2 separate regions of the Homo sapiens genome follow, and region 1 is linked to region 2. A link is a loop called in an ENCODE intact Hi-C map of the cell type or tissue named here. Cell type or tissue: sigmoid colon. All regions are shown on one strand. Links, peaks and the distances in the headings refer to the core of each region. The heading gives the core; the rest is flanking DNA. Region 1 overlaps ALX4 (ALX homeobox 4). Region 2 holds the start of EXT2 (exostosin glycosyltransferase 2).

Region 1 (6,870 bases), core at 977-5,976, 190 kb after region 2:
TCAAATTTTAAAAAATGTAACTAAAAAGAAAATACAAAATTGTGTTCATATATATAAAACAAAAACTAAATTAAAAGTTTATATGCCTTCACCCAGAAATCTCACTTCTAGGAATTTACTCAATAAATGATGGTAAGCATTCACTAGAGAGAACGTTCATCATGTCATAGTTTAATATGTAGGAAAACCGACAGTAATCAAAATATTCAACAATAGGGGATTGGTTAAATAAAGGATGATATTTCCATAAATGGAAGATCCTTCCTGATAGTCTTTATTCTGCACGTTGTTTCTTTTTTTGAGACAGAGTCTCGCTTTGCCACCCAGGCTGGAGTGCAGTGGTTCGATCTCGGCTCACTGCAACCTCACCTCCTAGATTCAAACGATTGTCGGACCTCGGCCTCCTGAGTAGCCAGGACTACAGGCATGGGCCACCACACCCCGCTCATTTTTGTATTTTTAGTAGAGACGGGGTTTCCTCATGTTGCCCAGGCTGGTCTTGAACTCCTGGCCTCAAATGATCCACCCGTCTTGGTCTCCCAAAGTGCTGGGATTACAGGCATGGACCACCGCGCCAATATTAGGTATTTATTTGTTCTTCTGTTTTCCCCTTGTTTATTGTCTCTCTCTCTCTCCCTCCCATGGAGCAGGGAATATATCTGAACATGTGTGCTTTGTTTACCCTGCTGTGTAACACCTAGTATCATAGCTGGCATGCAGTAGATGCTCAGTAAACATTTGATGAACAAATGAATGAGATGATGCTAAGAAAGGATAGCGTTTTAACACATGCAAAGATGTTCAATTTATATCAAATAAATCTCATTTTGATCAAAAAGAGGAAGGGAGTGGAGCATTTGTCCTCAGAAAATACTACAAGTTTCCAGAAGTGGCAATATGGGTCTATGGGTTAATTTTGTTTCTTTTCTTTTTTTGGGGGGCGGGGCGGGGCTGGTCTGAATTAATTTTCTATTTGTTTTCCCAGGAACAGGTTGAAATATCTGAAAGCAGTGATTAGAATCCTGGATGGTGCATGCTCTGAGAGCGGGCTGGGCTCTGTGCTGTGGGATTATGGGAAGCAAGAGACAAGCACCACTTGGAGAGACTCAGTTAAACTGGAATTTTAGATAAACAGTTAACACTTTAAACAATATAAGTATATCCCAAATATGGCACAAGAAATACTTTTATCCTACAAATTATTCATTATTCAAATGCAGATTTGACTGAGTAACCTGGTTTTGTTGTTTGCTTGCTTGCTTTTTGCTAAATCTGCCAACCCTGTACATCAGGCTTATGTGGCATTCAGGGTCCCGAAGGCAGGACTGGTCCCCACCAGACTCACGGACTTACACGCCAGCCTTCCATCTAGCTTGAGGTTCAGAGACCTGCTTCCGCTCTGCAGCGCACTGCACGAGTATCTTCAGGCTTCCGCACTCCTGCGGGCACCCTTCCTTCTACCTAGCATGTCTCTCTGCCTCTCCTGTCTGTGGCTAACTACTACTTTCACCTGGATAGCTTTCTCTGTAACTTTTGTGACTTTTCTTTCGCATTACAAATGTAATCTATGTTCTATATGGAAGATTAAAAAAAAATCAAGACAGACCAAAAGAAAATCACTCACACACATACACATACACACACACACACAAACACACACAGAGAAAACATTACTTTGTAAACTTTTGTGTTTTTTTTTGAGATGGAGTCTCGCTGTTGTCGCCCAGGCTGGAGTGCAGTGGTGCACTCTTGGCTCAGTGCAACCTCCGCCTCCCCGGTTCAAGCTATTCTCCTGCCGCAGCCTCCTGAGTAGCTGGGATTACAGGCACCCAGCACCACGCCCGGCTAATTTTTGTACTCTTAGTAGAGACAGGGTTTCGCCATGTTGGCCAGGCTGGTCTCGAACTCCTGACCTCAGATGATCTGCCTTCCTGGGCCTCCCAAAGTGCTGGGATTACAGGCGTGAGCCACCGTGCCCAGCCTATAAACATTTTAGTAAAATCTAACCATATTCCGTACCCCTTTCCATGCTGTTCTATATTCTTCTACCACACCATCCTTAATGGTTACGTAGCGAGAACAATCACTATTTTATTTAATCCATCCTTTTCTGTTGGGCTCACAGGTTTCTACTTGTTTGAAATCATAGCAGGTCTGTGATTTAAATCTCTCAATACATGCATGGCGATTCCCTTAGGAGAAGCTCCAAGAACTAGAAATATGAAGTTCAATTATCCACATATCTGAGGGTCTCTGAGAAACACGGCCAAGTTGTCTTCCAGAAACATGTAATGTCCTCAGCTACCACGGTGTCCCCTCCCACTTCAGAGCCAATAATGGTCATTATAGTGTTTTTAAAATCTTTGCCAGCACGATGGATGAAAGTGAGATCTTGTCTTTCCTTTTTTTTTTTTTATTTTTTAACTATGGAACATTTTATTTTTTGTTTTCTTCTGCTGTGAATTCCCTCTCCTGGGCTTTCAAAGCTCAGCCAAGGGCCACCCTTCTTCCTCCAGGACCTCCCTTGCCTCTTAAACACTGAATCCCCTGCTTTACAGCACCGGCTCATGGGCCTGCTCCCTCCCTAGACTGTGAGCTGGTCAGAGTGGGCCTCCCAGATGTACTGCTGGGGCCTGGGCCTCGTGTGAGTAAGGGCTCAGGACACACCCCTGGAATTAATGCAAATGCCTGTGTGTGCCTGGGTTGAGGGAGACTCCTCTGGGCTCCTTCTGCCTCTGGTTTGGCTGGGGCAGCTCTGCAGGCACAGCTGAGGGTGGCCAGTGTGTCTGCAGGAAAAGGCCCCAGGCCCTGGAGCTGGGCTCCAGACACAGGAGGTCCTTGGTCCCCTGCACACACTGCTTGTGTCAGGAGGCTGCTGCATGGAGTCGGAAGAAGGGACCTTTCAGGATGAGGGGGGTCGAGGAAACCAGCCACAGCGCAGGGCAGGAAGGACCAAAGATGACCCCGGCAGCTCCCTGGCCCTGGACAAACCTCTTGCCTTCTGTTTGCTCAGCTCAACAACATTGCATGAATTCCTGCCAGGGAGGGGTATGAGAAGAGGAGATGGAGGGGCACAGCCCTGTGGGAAGCCAAGACTGAAGAGGAGTCCCCGGCCCTGGCTGCTTACCCAGAAGGCTAAGCATTCAGGTTCCAGGGCCCAACTCCCAGCAGGCCAAGATCAAGACTGCAGTTGTGCATGCTGGCCACCAGGAGGCACTGCAGTTCCAATAAAGTCACTGGACGGAAGGTGATGATCCTGGGGCCCCAGTGCCTAATGAGGTTTCTAGACGTTTGTTTGAAGACCCAGGTCCTAGCTGGGAGGATTTGCCACTCAAGCAGTAATTCAGCCCTACTACGCGTCTGCCACCATTCCAGCACTACAAGGGACAAAGAGATGGATGGGGCGGGTCGCTGGCCTTCCTTGCAGGGGTCTTTCCTCCCCTAGTTCTGGGTATTTTCACATTCCTGCCTCATTCCAGTCTCCTCAGAATTCCCACACTGTGGCCCCAGCATCCTCATTGGACAGACGGTCAAAGTGAGGCGCCGAGAGAAGGGACCCACCAGTGTCACTAGTGACTGAGTGACAGACAGGCTGAGACCTGGGCTCTTTTTCATTCCTTAAGTGGCCTCCCTTTGGAGACCCATGGGGATTCCTTGGCCCTCCAGAGAGGGTGGCGCACAGTGGGTGCTCAGGAAACTGACTAACTTGCAAAAGCCTTTGCCTTGCAAAAGCTCCCTAGGACACCCCTGTCGTTTGGCCCAGCGGCTTTCCATGTGGCTGGCAGACTTGTTACCAGCTTCCCCGTGGGTTCTTCCCGAGGCAGGCATCCGCCGAGGCAGGGTCTGCCACCCCGTCCTCCACTGCTCCGCCCTCACACAGAAGCTCTCTCAGTTCTTCCTGCAATGGCAGGGGTGAGTGGGGAGGACTGTTTTTCTCTTAGTCTAGAGATGGAGTGGGCTTCCCAGAGTCCAGGAACGAAAAGGGATTAATGCTGGGCTCTCGCAAAAACAAAAAACAAACAAACAAACTAAACAAAACCAGGAACTGGGCTTTGTACTTTACAAAGTACTAGGGCATCTATTATGCCACCAGTAGGGTTCCAGCCTCTTTACAACCGCCAGGTTTCCATTTTATAGCCCCAGAAACTGAGGCCAGAGGGGGTAAATGCCTTGCTAAGAATCAATAACTGTTAAGAAGGTCCAGGGGTGGTGGTTCATGCCTGTAATCCCAACATTTTGGGAGGCCGAGGTGGGAGAGTCACTTGACCCCAGAGTTCCATCTAGCCTGGGTGACAGAGGCAGAGACCTGTCTCAAAAAAAAAAGAAAAGAAAAGAAAAGAAAACAAAAAACTGGTAAGAGGCAGAGCTGAGACTTGAATCTCATGCCTGGAGCATGCCTACTGGGCCCTCCTGGGGTGGATGCTGTGGGTGGGACTGGGACAGGCAGACAGGAGACAGGGTCAAGGAGGAAGGGAGGAAGTCACAGGAGAATGGCTGCTCTCAGCTGCCTCAAGAGATTGGCCCCCTTGCAACAACCTTCAAGGCTGCCCCTGATCAAACTGCTCTGCTGAAGATCAACTTCATTGACCATCTGGGACCTCAGATGTGGACCAGTGCCTTGTTTCAGGGCCTACACACACTGAAGTACTTAGAGGCAAAGAGGCATATGAGTCATATGTCTGCAACTTACTCTTTTTTTGTTTGTTTGTTTTTAGACAAAGTCTTGCTCTGTTGCCCAGGCTAGAGTGCAGTGGCACAATCTTGACTAACTGCAACCTCTGCCTCCCGGGTTCAAGTGATTCCCTATGTTGGCCAGGCTGGTCTCGAACTCCTGACCTCAGGTGATCCACCTTCCTCGACCTCCCAAAGTGCTGGGATTACAGGCATGAGCCACTGCGCCCAGCCTGCAACTTACTGTTAAATGATACAGCTGTATATCGTATGCATGTATATCAATACATACATAAACAGAGCATATGCACAGAGAGAGACACAGAGAGAGACCCAGAGAGATTGAAAATAATGCAAATATGGCAAAACATCACCATTTGGGGAGTCAGCATAAAAGGCATCTGGGAATTCTTTGTAGTCCACTTATAACTTTAAGTGTAATACTGTATCAAAATAAAAAGGTTTTTAAAAGAAAAGGTATGTGGACTAATGGAAAGAAGGCACCTTCCCTAGGAACCCCTCTTGTGAAGCTGGCATATGTAATCATTTGAACAGGACCTGGATGAGTTTACCTGGCAACCTCCCCGCCTTCCCCTCATCACCACCACCATTCATAATTCTACAAGGGGCCTTGTACGTTGCAATAAAAATCACAAGACAAATGCCAACTCTGGGAGCACACATTGCTCCCCAGCCCTCTGGAAGCCCTCACTCCCGTGGAAGCCACTGTGACCCAATTAGAACATGGGGCTCCTTTAAGCAGCTCTTCTGAGAGCTGTAGGAGACCAAGGTCAAGCTACTGTTGGAACTTAAAAGTTTAAAAAGTACTTTAATTTTTGAGTCTACTGTAATTTCAACTGTCCTACAGTTAGTCCAAATGAGTAAAGTTTCCTTGTATAAAAAAAAGAAATGGTGGAAAGAAAGAACCCTAAACTTTGTCCAGCCCTCAGCCCCCATGGCCCCTCTGCCAAGGCCTGGGTCCCCTCCATCCCCCAGCTTGTGTCTGGAATTTGTCTTTCCTGTTCTCTCCCCCACCCTGTGTCTTGCCTTACTGATTCATTCAGAGCTTCCCTTAGGAATCATGGCCTAGTGGAAGAGATGCATGAGGGACAAGCACGGTCAAGTGTTCCAGGGTCCCCAGGGCAAAAGTCTTGTTTCCCAGACACGGCAGGGCCCACAGAAAGGAGCGGTCAATTTTGGTTGAAAAGGTCGGAGAAGGCCTCTGCAATGGAGTGGCTCTTGAATTGGGTATTGCCAGTCAAGGAAGGCTCGGCAAGGCATGTTGCATTTTATGGTAAAACAAGATACCAAGATACCATCCCCTCACCCCAAATAGGGCAAATCCCAAATTACCAAGCTCCTTAGACAGGAGCTCTCCAACCAGGGCTGATTACAACCATGACAGCAATAATGTAATGCCTTGTATTCGTGTTGCCCTGACCCACCCACTATCTCCTCTGACCCTCCCCAGATCCCATGAGGTCAGTGTTGGTATCTCTGTTTCACAGATGAGAAAACTGAGGTCCAGTGAAGATGAATAACTTGCTCAAGATCACATAGCTAGGAGGGGCAGACTGGATGGTCCCATGCCAAGTCCACTGCCTTTCAAGGTGGTGATGAGTTATCTTTCTAACATGGAGGGGTCAGGCAGGCTTCATTTTGTTCTAAGGGGGCATTGCTGAGCCACTGGGGTCATTTCTATCTCAAAGGACTAGGGTAAACCAAGCTTCAGGGTCTCCATGAGAAGCCCATGTATGATCTAACACTTGGAGATCACTTCCTGATGCCTCCTGGGGTGGGATGGGTGTTCCAGCTTCAGTCTGGGCTCTAAGTGCCCCTGTCAGCTTCTCTCCTCAAGGAGGCTAGAAGTTTCCCGGCTCCTCGTCCCATCCCCAAGCTCCATCTCATGGCGTGGGTGGTTGGATGAGACCCTGTCCCCGGCAGGACCCACTGCCAGAGAAACAGAGTCTCCCATGCTCTCCCCTATCCCAGCAATACGTCCGCAGGGTTCAGAGACCCCACTGGACCAGACCCTCCCTTCACAGCCAAGATGCGGAGGCCCAGAGCAAGGTCATACTGCCTGATAATGGAAGGGCCAGGACTTGAACCCTGCACCTCCTGCATCCAGCCCTGTGGTCTGTCTGCCCATTGTCCCTCTCAAGCCCCCTAAACCATGTGGCCCTGGGCGTGTCCCAAGAC
Region 2 (6,591 bases), core at 1,592-6,591:
GGCCAGCACCTTGATCTTGGACTTCCTAGCCTCTAGAGCTGGGAGAAATAAATTCCTGTTGTTTAAGCCACCCAGTCTGTGGTATTTTTGTTATAGCAGCCCGAACTGACTAAGATATGCGTGTTAAAGATCATCAGTGAGACTCTCTTCTTTTTCCATTCCCTGGACAAGACAGGTAAGTTTCTTTGGTGGATGTTGAGCAAATTTTTTCCAGTATTCCCTGTTGGGTGTAATTCTTTAAGATCCTAGCTTTATGGGTTTCTTTGTATCAGCTTCCTGCCTTGTATGCCCAAGATAGTTGTAGCTTCAATGTCATTTCTATTATTTAAGCTTCATTTTTGACTTTGGATGTTTTCCTTCCTTTTTTTTGTGCGTAAGCTCAGCTATTCACTTGAGAAGGTATTCCTTATATTTCACCTGGTTAGGTGTTTTTTAGCCTACCATGCTGCCTGCCAGTGCTGTTTTAAGCTGAGCCAACCTAAGGTCCCACAGATCAATTATATTATGGAGCCCTTTTCTTTAGAGAATATGCCTTTTTCCATTCTTGGATATCTCTGTTACAGTAGACTCTTGAATAATGTGGGGGTTGGGGTGCCAATCCCCTAAGCAGTTGAAAAATGATGTATAACTTTTGACTCCCCCAAAACTTAACTACTAATAGCCTTCTGTTGACTGGACACCTTACTGATAATGTAAATAGTCTATTAAACATATTTTATATGTTATATATATTAAATACTGTATTCTTACAATAAAGTAAGCAAGAGAAAAGAAAATGTTATTAAGAAAGTCAGGAGGAAGAAAAATATATTTACTATTCATTAAGTGGAAGTCATAACGATCTTCATCCTCCTCATCTTCATGTTGTGTAGGCCAAGGAGGAGAAGGAAGGGGGGTTGGTCTCACTGTCTCAGGAGTGGCAGAGGCAGAATAGGTAGCAGAGGTGGAAAGAGAAGCTGGAGAGGCAGGCACACTTGGTGTAACTTTTGTTGAAAAAAAATCTGCACAGCAGTGGATCTGCAAAGTTTAAACCTGTGTTGTTCAAGAATCAACTGTATTTAGAGGAAGTGCTAAATATGGGATTCAACCCTACACCAGCTCTTTCTCCTAATTGGAAACTCACTTTCCCCTGATGACACTATTTTCCACGAAAGCCATTCCCTTTCTAATCCTGACTTTCATATTTCCTGACTCACTGGGTAAGGGGGTATCTGTGTAATCTTTGCTTTGCCCTGTAACTTCAAATTCAGTAAAGCAGTATCTTTCTACAACCTCTCCTCCTTCAACCACCAGCTACTAAGACGCTTTTCTGCCTTCTCAGAAACTTCAGGTCCTGGCTTATAATTTATTTCCCACTCCTCCCTGAAGTCATCCTTGGATACTTTCGCATCATGTAGCTTCTAATTTCACATCTTCTATATTTTCCCACCTCCCTCACTTGCATGGTTTCTATGCCTAGAAATGTAGCCACACTGGATTGAAAAACACTTGCTCTTTCTGATTGCTTTTCCTTCTTTATTTTTATTTATTACTCTTTTTTTTTGCAGAGATGGGGGTCTCACTTTTTTGCCTAGGCTGGTATTGAACTTGTGGTCTCAAGTGATCCTCCTGCCTCGGCCTCCCAAAGTGCTGGGGTTACAGATGTGAGCCATTCTGCCCAGCTGCTTTTCCTTCTTTAACACATGCTCATGACTTTCTTTCTCTGCCTTGAATGCCCTTTTCACCTCTCTGCTTGTCAAAATACTAAGTGTCCTCCAGGATAAACAAAGATATCAACTGTTGATTGAACTCTTCCTAGATTTTTCCAACTGGATGTCACCTCTTTTTTTTTTTTGAATTCTGTAGCATTTTGTTTATATGCTTCTATGCCACTTTTTACCTTCTCCTTTGAATAATCTTATTGTCTTATTTCTAGTTAGCTCCTCCCAGTGTCTAGGCATCCTTTCTCCATTCAACAACTATTTATTGAGCAATTAACTATATGCCAGGCATTAGGCAAGTTTAAGGTTATAAAAAATGAAGAAGATAGGCAGCATTGTGTGAGGCTGTGCCTCACACAGTTCTTTAACACGGCAAATTCTCATTTTATAAAAGAACAAAGGATTAATTAAAAACATACATGTTTAAAATACAGATAAATATGGAGAAGAAAAAAAGAGGCCACAATCTTCCAGACCAGATAGCTATTGTTGACTTATTTCAAAAAGTGAAAACAATATTCCCTGGGATAAGATAAATTTGGATACAGTTCCAGTGGTGATTGTCACTGCTCTCCACCCATCCAGTTCTCAAATGGGGTGGGTGTGTGCTACATTTTGTATCATTTGCAGGGGGGATTTGATTTGGAAAGCAGAGCAATGCCCCCTTGGATGTGGGGAAGCAGAACATGAGTGTCCCATCCCCAGAATGTCCTCATCCCAATCTCCCTAGATCTGTGACAAGCAGGCATTAACTCACAAAAATATCCCTGGAATCGAGGTTGCTGCCGGAAGCCTCTGTAGGTATCTAGTCTCAGAATCATCACTTTGAATATTTAAGCTATCAGTGACAACTTCCACCAGATGGCGCCAAAGTACATCTGGGACCAGAAGGGATTTGGATCCTGTAGCCAGACCCACAACTCTACCAAACCAACATCGCAGGCCCAGGGGTCATTTCATTAACCTCTCAATAACATCGCTCTGAATTTTAATTTAATTTTTTAGTTTCCACTTACTGCTTTATGACAGCGGTTTTAGTGTGCATGGATAGGGCTAAATCATGTAAATAATAGAGAAAGATACAAAACAAAAATGCGTTTTTTTTTTTTTTTTTTGGAGACAGGGTCTTGCTCTATCACCCAGGCTGGAGTGCAGTGGCACGACCACGGCCCACTGCAGCCTTGACCTCCTGGGCTCAAGCAATCTTCCTGCCTCTGCCTCCTAAGTAGTTGGGACTACAAGCGTGTGCTACGATGCCTAGTTAACTTTTTATTTTTTGTAGAGATGGGGTCTTGCTCTGCTGCCCAGGCTGGTCTCAAACTCTTGGGCTCAAGCGATCCTCTCGTTTAGGCCTCCCCAAATGCTGGAATTACAGGCGTGAGCCACCTTTCCTCGCCATAAATGCTTCCATTTCCGCCTCGACAACTACTCCACCTGAAGCTGTTCATTTCTTCTTGCATTCCTTCCAGAAAAAAGTTATACACATGCCTGAATATAAGCACCTACTTTATATATTTCTCCCTCTTGTTTTTGCATATGCATAGTTTACCTAAAAGTGACTTGCCCGCTGTTTTGGACTACGCTTTGATCTTAACTAATATCTTGGAGATATTTCCTTACCCAAATATATTGCACTATCTCACATTACTCAAATCAATCAAATTCCATAATTTATTTCGATTGTGTCTAGCATTTCGCTATGATTAGAAAGAATGCTGTCATGGAACTTTTTGACAAACATTGTTGAGAATATCCATAGGGCAAACTCCGTACAGAGAGCTTGTTGGAATGAAGGGTACCAGCATTTTCCGTTTGATGGATAGTACCAAATTGCCCTCCAGGAATGTTATACGCTCACCAGAACTGATTATAATAAAACGTCTACATATTTGTTAGTTTTATAAGCAACGCGTGGTGTCTCGTTTGGGTTTAAGGATTCTTTAATTATGAATGAGGCTGTCTGAGCATTTCACTGCGGAGCCTGAGCGCGCCTGCCTGGGAAAACACTGCAGCGGTGCTCGGACTCCTCCTGTCCAGCAGGAGGCGCGGCCCGGCAGCTCCCGCATGCGCAGTGCGCTCGGTGTCAGACGGCCCGGATCCCGGTTACCGGCCCCTCGCTCGCTGCTCGCCAGCCCAGACTCGGCCCTGGCAGTGGCGGCTGGCGATTCGGACCGATCCGACCTGGGCGGAGGTGGCCCGCGCCCCGCGGCATGAGCCGGTGACCAAGCTCGGGGCCGAGCGGGAGGCAGCCGTGGCCGAGGTAAGCGCGGCTCTCCAGGGCGGCGGCCGGGCGGGCGCTGAAGCGAGGGCTCGGGCCTCCGGGGGCCGCTGCTGGGTCGGGACAAGGGCCGAGGGAGCGCGGCCGCGCGGAGGCTCCGTGGAGGCCCGTGGGCTGCGAGAGGCCACCCCCAGCCCCGCCGGGGCTGTGACAATGACTGCCCGCTTTTGGAGCGCTCCGATTTCCACTCCTGCTTCTCCTTCTCCTCCGGCGGCGGCCGCGCTTTCAGCATCTTGGTACCCACCTGTTCTCCTAGCCAACCTTCGCCCCCAGTCCGCTCCTTCCTTTCCTCCTGCGACCCGCCCTCCGCCCTCCGCCGTGACCCCTCCCTTCCTGCTGCCACCTTCCCGCCAGCCACAGGGATCTGATTCCTCCCAGGGGGATGTCCTGCGCCTCAGGGTCCGGTGGTGGCCTGCGGCATCCCTTGCGGTGCCAGAAGCCGTGGGACGAGGTAGGGAAGGGGCCAGGGGCATGTTATGCCGGGGACTGGGTGGTCGGGGGCGTGTTAGGCCGGGGACTGGGTGACCGGGAACTAGATGGCCGGGGGCGTGTTAGGCCGGGGACTGGGTGGCCGGGGTCATGTTGGGCCAGGCACTAGGTGGCTGGGGGCGTGTTAGGCAGGGGACTGGGTGGCCGGGGGCCTGTCAGGACGGGGCAGGAGTATGTTAGACTGCGGACTAGATTGCTGGTGGCATGTTAGGCCAGGGACTAGGTGGCCCGGGGGTGTGTCGGGCCGGGGCCAGGGGCATGTTAGTCTCGGGACTAGGTGGCCAGAAGCACACTGGCTCTGGGCTTCAACTTGAAGTCCAGAGGTGTTTGGGGCTTTGTTACATTCGGTGGGAACCAGATCTAAACACACAATTTTGAGAATCAAAGAATTGCTTGGTGTTACTGATTGGGCAATGCTAATCTAGAAAGGTTCTTGACTTATTTATGTGAAGATATGGTCTTGAAATATGTACATTTAAATTCTTGTAAGTCTTAACTTCTTGTAAGTCAGGTAAGTGCTCTATGTACTTTAACTGGACTTAGTTTGTAACTTTCAGAACTCAAAGGCTATTCACTGTAATAAAATAGATGATTCAGTTTCCATCATTCACTTTCCCCGACTTCCTGGTTGCATGTGAGGGTATGAATGGATAATCAGTTTTGGGGCCAGACTGCCATGCTGTGAATCCTAGCTTTGGCATTTCCAGTTGTGTAATATTGGGCCAGGTACTTAAACTTTCTGTTGTACTATCCCCATCTGTAAAATGAGGGTAATAATAGCTTGGCTTATAGTGCTGTTATGAAGATTAAATAAGTTAACACTATAAAGTGCTTAAAACAGACCCTGGCATGTAGTAAGTGCTTAGTAAGATTTACATATTAATTATGTAATGACACACATTGTCTTATGGTATAATTCCCATGATTAAAAGGGCATTGTTTTTAATTGAAAATAATTTTTAGGGGCATTTAGCCATAACATAACTTTAATTATAAAGAATCCTATCAAGTAAGGCAATGAATTGTGGCTTTTTTTGCTTTTGCTTATATTTGGTTCCTCTGTTTTTCGGAATGGTTGGGTTAAGATCCAGTGTGGCAGTGGCCCCAGGAGTTCAGCTGTAAGGCCCTTTCTAAAAAGGTTAAGAAGAGGCCAGGCGCGGTGGCTCACGCCTGTAATCCCAACACTTTGGGAGGCCGAGGTGGGTGGATCACTTGAGGCCAGGAGTTCAAGACCAGCTGGCCAACATGATGAAAACTTGTCTCTACTAAAAATACAAAAAAATTAGCTGGGTGTGGTAGCACACGCTTGTAATCCCAGCTACTTGGGAGGCTGAGGTTGTAGTGAGTTGAGATTGTGCCACTGCACTCCAGCCTGAGTGACAGAGCAAGACTCCATCTCAAAAAATAAATAAATAAATAAATAAATAAATAAATAAATAAAATAAAAATAAAAAGGTTGAAACGACAAGAGACTGTGACTGAAAACATTGGACTAAGTGGATTGGCTATAACCTGAAGCACCAAGGAAAGATTATTCAGGCAAATTTTAGGAATAAATAATTCCAGGAACAGAAAATGCATCTCATCCTCACAATAGGTTGGGGTTAAAAGACTTTTCCAGTGACTCAGTGCTTGACAGCTAGCCAGATGATTCCAGTGTTTTGCAGGGGCAGGTTTGATGTGTTTCAAGGTGATAAAGTTTGTAGGGCTGAAATTCTTGTTTTGATCCAGGTTATGGTATTGTATGGAATAAACCTTCATTAGTAGAAGATTCCTTTCAGTCTGTCATCTTCCGGGGATTTTAACTTCTTGGTGGTAGGGAGCAGTCTCACTGGACAGAGAGATTATGACTTGTTTCCTCGGATGATGGTTTGGAGATACTCCATCTCTCTGTGCTTTGGCATGTGAAAACTGTTTTGGGAGGATTGGTTCTGTGTGTTACAGGGGTGAGGTTGGAGTGTCCTGAGTCGGGAGCACTGTCACTTCAGTCTAGGCTGGCAGTTTTACAAAAGGGGTCCAGTATAGCACAGGTTTATAAAGGCAGGGGTGCAGCCTGGGCACGGTGGCTCAATCCTGTAATCTCAGCACTTTGGGAGGCTGAGGTAGGTGGATTACCTGAGGTCA

The links. Peaks named below come from ENCODE experiments on the same cell type or tissue, not always from the same donor. Only the 100,000 strongest peaks of a DNase experiment are listed, where the experiment ranks them.
Region 1: it touches region 2 in a loop (2.1-fold over the local background); 9 of 110 quality-filtered maps call a loop at or near these places.

Annotation. Positions count from the first base shown.
Region 1 is chr11:44,283,283-44,290,152 of GRCh38, forward strand. All of the region lies in intron 1 of ALX4 (ALX homeobox 4), which reads right to left. Among named protein-coding and RNA genes, the nearest start is that of ALX4, 23 kb to the right of the region's middle. RefSeq lists enhancers at 2,324-3,297, 3,298-4,270. In sigmoid colon, for the core only: CTCF peaks have their summits at 3,194 (motif pointing right) and 3,399; a DNase peak (open chromatin) is centred at 3,180.
Region 2 is chr11:44,091,893-44,098,483 of GRCh38, forward strand. EXT2 (exostosin glycosyltransferase 2) reads left to right here and starts at 3,786. Exons shown (of 14, transcript NM_207122.2): 1 at 3,786-3,960. RefSeq lists a silencer at 3,653-4,272 and an enhancer at 4,693-4,742. In sigmoid colon, for the core only: CTCF peaks have their summits at 2,558 (motif pointing right) and 3,728 (motif pointing right); DNase peaks (open chromatin) are centred at 2,559, 3,759 and 4,319; H3K4me3 peaks cover 1,486 bases; H3K27ac peaks cover 1,004 bases.